3 separate regions of the Homo sapiens genome follow, and all the other regions are linked to region 2. A link is a loop called in an ENCODE intact Hi-C map of the cell type or tissue named here. Cell type or tissue: heart right ventricle. All regions are shown on one strand.

The links. Hi-C counts contacts between places; a loop is a spot of excess contacts. Peaks named below come from ENCODE experiments on the same cell type or tissue, not always from the same donor. Only the 100,000 strongest peaks of a DNase experiment are listed, where the experiment ranks them.
Region 1: a loop joins it to region 2, with 2.5 times the contacts of the local background. A loop is called at or near these places in 26 of 110 quality-filtered maps.
Region 3: a loop joins it to region 2, with 2.1 times the contacts of the local background. A loop is called at or near these places in 21 of 110 quality-filtered maps.

What each region holds. Positions count from the first base shown.
Region 1 is chr3:81,753,753-81,756,252 of GRCh38, reverse strand. All of the region lies in intron 1 of GBE1 (1,4-alpha-glucan branching enzyme 1), which reads left to right. It overlaps LOC124909490 (a long non-coding RNA gene), which reads left to right and starts at 2,429. Exons shown (of 2, transcript XR_007096259.1): 1 at 2,429-2,500. In heart right ventricle, no CTCF peak of the experiment used is centred here; no DNase peak of the experiment used is centred here; H3K27ac peaks cover 131 bases.
Region 2 is chr3:81,665,653-81,668,152 of GRCh38, reverse strand. The region is part of intron 3 of GBE1 (1,4-alpha-glucan branching enzyme 1); the gene reads left to right. Among named protein-coding and RNA genes, the nearest start is that of GBE1, 95 kb to the left of the region's middle. In heart right ventricle, a CTCF peak has its summit at 1,452; no DNase peak of the experiment used is centred here.
Region 3 is chr3:81,924,011-81,926,510 of GRCh38, reverse strand. The region is part of intron 1 of LOC105377179 (a long non-coding RNA gene); the gene reads right to left. Among named protein-coding and RNA genes, the nearest start is that of LINC02008, 61 kb to the left of the region's middle. In heart right ventricle, no CTCF peak of the experiment used is centred here; no DNase peak of the experiment used is centred here.

The DNA.
Region 1 (2,500 bases), 88 kb before region 2:
ATTAAAGAGCTAAAGATGACCAGAATAAATCAAGAAAATAGCTTCTTAATTAGATACTTTCATACTCATCAGAGACTAAAAGTTTGATCTCTGAAGGAATAGTCAGTTTGAGAGAATCTGATGTCAAGTTGTAGCTGTGTGTCCAAGAATGGGAGAAGGGGTTTTATGATAAATATTATATGTTAAGTATTACAATTACAGTGAAGAGCTCTACTTGGTTAGAAATAAAATAATTTTCACATTGGTATCTATTAAAATTAGAAAGTAATTTGGATTTGGTACGTTAGCAACCACTCCAAGAAATTAAAAAAAAATTGTATTGAGGTAAAATGTACATATATAATTCACCATTTTTACCATTTTTAACCACAGTTCAGTGGTAATAAATAAATTTATATATATTTTCCTCCTTTATCTTCCTTCCCCACTGTCCTTCCCAGCCTCTGGTAACCTCCAATCTACTTTCTGTCTTCCTGAGAAACACTTTTTTAGCTTCTGCATATGAGTGAGAGCATGTGATATTTGCCTTTCTGTACTTGGCTTATCTCACTTAACATAATGGTCTCCAGTTCCATCCATGTTGCTGCAATGATAGGATTTCATTAATTTTTATGGTTGAATAATATTCCATTGTGTATATATACTGTAGTTTCTTTATCCATTCATCCGTTGATAAGCACTTAGGTTAATTCCATATTTTAGCTATTGTGAATAGGGCTGCAATAAACATGGGAGTGCAGATATCTTTTCAACATACTGATTTTATTTCTTTTGGATATATACCCAGTAGTAGCATTGGTGGATTATATCATAGTCATATATTAACTTATTTGAGGAACTTCTATACTGTTTTTTTTTCCAAGTGGCTATGGTAATTTACATTCCCACCAACAGTGTATGAGTGTTCCCTTTCTGCACATCCTAACCAGCATCTGTTACTGCCCATGTTTTTGATACAAGCTATTTTAACTGTAGTGAGATGATATTGCATTGTGGTTTTGATTTGCATTTCTGTGATGATTAGTGATATTGAGCATTTTTTTCATACACCTGTCGGCCATTTATATGTTTTCTTTTGAGAAATGTCTGTTCAGATCTTTCGCCCATTTTAAAGTCAGATTTTTTTGCTATCTGATTATTTGAGTTCTTTGTACATTATGGTTATTAATCTCTTATCTGATAGTTTGCAGATATTTTCTCCTATTCTATGGGTTGTCTGTTTACTTTGTTGATTGTTTCCTTTGCTGTGCAGAAGCTTTTTAGCTTGATTTATACTCTGATGTCTATTTTTGCTTTGATAGCCTATGTTAAGGTCTTACACAAGAAATCTTTATGTGAGAGACCAGTGCCCTGGAGCATTTTCCCAGTGTTTTCTGCTACAATTTTCATAGTTTCAGGTCTTAGACTAAAGTTTTTAATCCATTTGATTTGATTTTTGTGTATGATGAGATATTAGGGGTCTAGTTTCATTCTTCATCATATAGTTATCCAGTTTTCCCAGCACCATTTATTGAATAGACTGTCCTTTCCCCATTTTAAGTTCTTGGCACCTTTGTTGAAGATGAGTTGGTGGCAAATGTGTGTATTTAGATCTGAGTTCTCCATTCTGTTCCATTAGTCTATGTGTCTGTTTTTATGCCAGTACCATGCTGTTTTGGTTTCTATAGCTTTGTAATACATTTTAAAGCCAGGTAGTATGATGCCTCCAGCTTTTTTCTTTCTTCCTTTTTTTTTTTTTGCTAAGATTTATTTGGCTATTTGGGGTCTTTTGTGGTTTCATTTAAACTTTAGGATTTATTTTTATATTTCTGTGAAGAATATGATAATCAGCGTTTTGATAGGGATTGCATTGAGTCTGTAATTGCTTGGCTAGTATTGTCATTTTAACAATATTAATCCTTCTAATCCGTAAACATGGAATACCTTCCCATTTTTTGGTGTCCTCTTGTATTTCTTTCATCAGAGTTTTATTGTTTTCCTTGTATAGATCTTTCACTTCTTTGGTTATATTGATTCCTAGGTATTTTGTATTCGTTGTAGGTATTGTAAATGGGATTGCTTTCTGGATTTATCTTTCAGATGGTTCTCTGTTGGCATATATAAATCATACAGATTTTTATATTTCGATTTTGTATTCTGCAACTTCACTGAATTTGTTTACCACTTCTAACAGCTTTTGGGTGGAGTCTTTATGTTTTTGTAGGTATATAATCATGTTGTCTGCAAACAAGGCTAATTTGGCTTCTTCCTTTACAGTTTTGATGCCCTTTAGCTGTATCTCTTGCCTAATTGCTCTGGCCAACCACACCAAAAATTGGTTCCCACAGCGCAGAAGTTTTATATCACAGTGGAATGGGGTACTTTTTTCTCAGTGCCTGGCCAAGTTGTGGGCTCTGAAGGAAGTCAGATGTCAGTGACTGTAGAAGGCAGTGAAGAATCTGAAGATGACAAGATGTACATGACCTGCTCTTCTGCACTACTAGATTCATTTGCCCTTTGC
Region 2 (2,500 bases):
ATGAGTGAGAACATGCAGTGTGTGGTTTTCTGTTCCTGTGTTAGTTTGCTGAGAATGATGGCTTCCAGCTTCATCTATGTCCCTGCAAAGGATATGATCTCATTTCTTTTTATGGCTGCATAGTATTCCGTGGTGTGTATGTACCACATTTTCTTTATCCAGTTTATCATTGATGGGCATTAGGGTTGGTTCCATGTCTTTGCCATTGTAAATAGTGTTGCAATAAACATATATGACCATGTGTCTTTAGAGTAGAATGATTTCCCTGATGAACATCAATGCAAAAGTCCTCAATAAAATACGGGCAAACCGAATCCAGCAGCACATCAGAAAAGCTTATCCATCAAGATCAAGTTAGTTTCATCCCCGGGATGCAAGGCTGGTTCAACATATGCAAATCAACTAATGTAATCCATCACATAAACAGAACCAAGGACAAAAACCACATGATGATCTCAGTAGATGCAGAAAAGACTTTTGATAAAATTCAACATCCCTTCATGTTAAAAACTCTCAATAAAATAAGCATTGATAAACCATACCTAGAAATAATAAGAGCTATTTATGACAAACCCACAACTAATATCATATTGAATGGGCAAAAGCTAGAAGCATTCCCTTTGAAAACTGATACAAGACAAGGATTCCCTCTCTTACCACTCCTATTCAACATAGTATTAGAACTTCTGGCCAGGGCAATCAGGCAAGAGAAAGAAATAAAGGGTATTCAAAAAGGAAGAGAGGAAGTCAAATTGTCTCTGTTTGCAGATGACATGTTTCTATATTTACAAAACCCCATCATCTCAGCCCCAAAACTCCTTTAGCTGATAAGCAACTTCAGTGGAGTCTCAGGATACAAAATCAATGTGCGAAAATCACAAGCATTCCTTTACACCAGCAATAGACAAGCAGAGAGCCAAATCATGAATGAACTCCCATTCACAATTGCTACAAAGAGAATAAAATACCTAGAAATACAGTTAACAAGGGATGTGAAGGACCTCTTCAACGAGAGCAACAAACCACTGCTCAAGGAAATAAGAGAATTTTAATAATCATTGTAAGAAATGAGTAGCATTCTGTCTCTAGTTCAGAATAATATTAAATTTTAATTTTCAAATAACAATCAGAAGGTACAAATTTTAGTAGCTGACATCTGTCATCTCTAAACCTATTTTTCAAAATCTAAATACTATAAGTCTTTTGTCACATTTTTATTCTACAATTGAGCTCTCTAAAGGAGCTGGAACAGCTTTCATTTTATTATTGTAGATCATGATATTTTTCATAGATTTAACTGTGCTTTTTAGGCAATTAAAATCATAAGGCTAAAATAAACACATAATTTAGAGTTTTTCCTTAAAATTATTTTCTAGATAAGTTCTGTATTTGAGTAGATCATTTATGTGTCACATTGATATGTTTGTGGCAGTGAAGTTATATCTCCCTCTTTTGGAAAGCCAAGGCATGGCATTTTGGTTGAGTTTAAATTGTTCTTTTCATATTTTCAGTTTACATAGTTTCCTGAACTTACAGATTGAAAAATAATATTTTTCTCTGGAATAGATTTTCCTTTGAAATTTTTTACATTAATAAAAAGTTAAACTTTCATACATATATGCACATGTATATTTCTTTGGATGTGTGGAAAACAACAGGACATTTGACATGTGTTTCAACCCAGGAAAACTTTTTATTTTGATATTTGAAATGCCTTTATTTTTAGTTGAAGAGAGTCAGTTTTACTTTTTCTGTAATTATGCAACATGATTCATAATGTCTGTTTAAAAAATAGGACTTAATTTAAAAAATATGGAAAGAAAAGTAGCCCTTCTTATAATCATTAATGGCCTGGCCCTCCAGGCTACCATCCACTCTTGACAGATTTTATGGGTATTCTTGCTCATCAGTTTTTAGGCATTTGTAAACTGTCCTTGCCCTTGTCCTCTGCCTCCCTGTATTTATATGCTTTTTATTATCATAAAAATATGATTATACTGTGCCTATTAGTCTTCAGTTTGCTGCACCCCTCCTAATATATCATGCAAATCTCAAAAGGTACATTATTATGTTAGTTACTTGAAGAATCAAGTCCATACCCATTACTAATAAGAGTGATGTCTACAAGGTATAAATTAGCATTTATTCTGGCTAAGCATTCGACTATAAAAAGAAATAAAATGTATTAATATACTCATTCTAGATCACTCAAGTCTGTTTCTTATAATAGCTAACATAATTTTATAACAATTGTATGCTTTCTTGAGGTATTAAAATCAGGGCTGCACCTTCATTACCACTGCTTAGAAGAACAAAATGTTCATTTTCTACCCTCCCTGCTTCCTGCATTTGGGTCATAGAAGTGCTCTGAATTTACCCTGTAAATTGTTCAACAATGTTGAGTGTTTTGCGGGATGTGGTTTTTGTTTTTTCTGTGTACTCCTTTGTAACTTTGCCTACAGATTATAAAGAAGTGCTTGAGATTTAAAATTTAAAATTA
Region 3 (2,500 bases), 260 kb before region 2:
ATAGGCTATTGCGTTCTTGAAACCCCTTGTGCCAAATGTTGACTGCATTTTACTTTCTCCAGGATCACTAACATCACATAGCACTTGTCAATCAAGTCATTTAGCTCCCACTTAAAAGTGAGAACATGTGGTATTTGGTTTTCTATTTCTGCATTAGTTTGCTAAGGATAATGGCCTCCAGCTCCAACTATGTTCCCACAAAAGCTATGATCTCACTGTTTTTTATGGCTGCATAGTATTCCATGAAGCTCCCTTATTTTATAATTGTTAAAACCAACACACAGGAAATTAGTAAGAACCAGGACTGGAAACACAACCACTGTTTTCTGTTCTAGTAATCTTTCCATTCACTATCCCTGTCTCTAATAACCTAGCAGTCAACTTCTTAGGAGAAAATTCATTGGCAGCCAATATGAGCAAAAACTAGACACAAAATAAAGAATCTGGGAAAAGAGAAATGCCTAAGGATGCAGGTACCTGAACATGGACAAGGGCAAGGGAAATTAGACACATTTAACTCTATTCAATTAATCACTTTTGGACATTTCAGGACCTGCTTATCCAAAATTGTGCCTCACAACTTTGTCAACTAATGGCTACTGCTAGAAAGTATTTTTTCTTTAAATCTGACTCTGACTTCAAGCAATGTAAATCTATTTTCCTGATAATATGGAGAATAATTATTTACTATCCTCCTTAATTTATCCTTTCAAATATATTATTAAATTCTTATAAATTATGTTCTTATTATTCTTATTCCTGATGGTATTATGATAATTTGTTTATCCTTGCCTTAGAAGATACAGAGTTTTTTTGCTTTCTCTATTTCCTCCATGATTTTCCAACTTGTTTCATCAAGTGGAGAGACCAGGCTAGAAGATGTTGTAATATGATCTCATATATACTGAGAAGAGCTGGTTTACCTCCTTATTTGTCTTTGTCTTACTAAGAGTCATGCAACATGCTAGAAAATGTTTGTTCTAGTGTGTTATTCATTTATCATCAATTTTTGTCCAGTGGGTCTTTTTTTTTCCTTTGGTCATATTTATGCATTGGTCATAACACTTTGTTTTGTGTCACTTTTATTGTCCTTCATCTTTTGGTTTATCCCTTAATTTTGCCTTTATAATTTTAATTCCTACATATGTTACAGTGAAAACAAGTTTTTGACACTAAATCTGAGTCCTATGCCCACCACCACCAGCCCCACGAACCTTCACACCTTCTGGACACAGACTGGGCTAGAACGGAATTTTTTGTACTTCTGTCTTTTTTTGTTTTTTTGTTTTTTTTTTTTTCAGACGGGGTCTGTCTCTATCACCCAGACTGGAGTGCAGTACATGATCTCGGCTCACTGCAACCTCTGCCTCCTGGGTTCAAGCGATTATCCTGCCTCAGCCTCCTGAGTAGCTGGGATTACAGTAACCCACCACCATGCCCAGCTAATGTTTTGTATTTTTAGTAGAGACGGGGTTTCACCATACTGGCCAGGCTGGTCTCGAACTCCTGACTTCAGGTAATCCACCCGCCTCAGCCTCCCAAAGTGCTGGGATTACAGGCATGAGCCACTGTGCCCCGCCTGTACTTCTCTCTTTAATAGGAAAATAAAGACAGGGGAGGAGGAGTAGATGCATTGAAAAATGAAATCTTCCACATATTCATAATAAAAATCCTCAAGTGGTCAAGATAATATTAGAGTTTATGTGGAATTGCTTAATCATCTTTGGAACCAGGCTGAGAGAGCTACAGTTCATGGTTTCCTCTCTATTTCTATTCCTACCTTAGATGATCTCAAGACACATGACATAATCATGATCTTTCCTCTGATATCTCCCAAATTTCTACCTCCATCCTTTTCATCTCCCCCTATTTCCCAACTATACACTTAATTGTCTACTTATCATATCTGTTTAGGTGTCTCATAGGAATCAAAACTAATCTTAATTTTCCACTTGGCTTTGTAAATCTGTGGATTTCCTCATCTCTCTGAGTTTTTATTTTCTTATCTACAAATTGGGGAGGGACTACCTACTTCAAAGAGTTGATATTGCTATGAAATGAGGTCACAATTGTAAAACATCAAGTACTGTGTAGGCATTGGTATGTACTCAGTGACTCTCAATTTCTTTTCTTCCTTCTTATTCTCTCCCATAGCTTTCATTCACTGCCAGATCATTCTGTTTCCCTATCCCTATCTTATGGAGCTGTCTTATTTCCTGGTTCCCTCTTCCCTCATCCCTCACTGACAACCATGTCAGTGCCCCAATAATAGTAATACCACCTGTCCTCCCACTTCCTCACCCATGAAAACCCACCAGCAGCTGTGTGCAAACCAAACAAAAAAAGTAGATAGATAGCAATTGTTTTTTAAAGCATTTTTGGGTTATGTTTATCATTGCTTTTGTATTCTTTTGACTAAAAATACATTTTGCTGTATCTATACCACTGATTGTTATAACTATACTTGAAATTTCAGCACTTTCCAGTTATAGCTGAACAA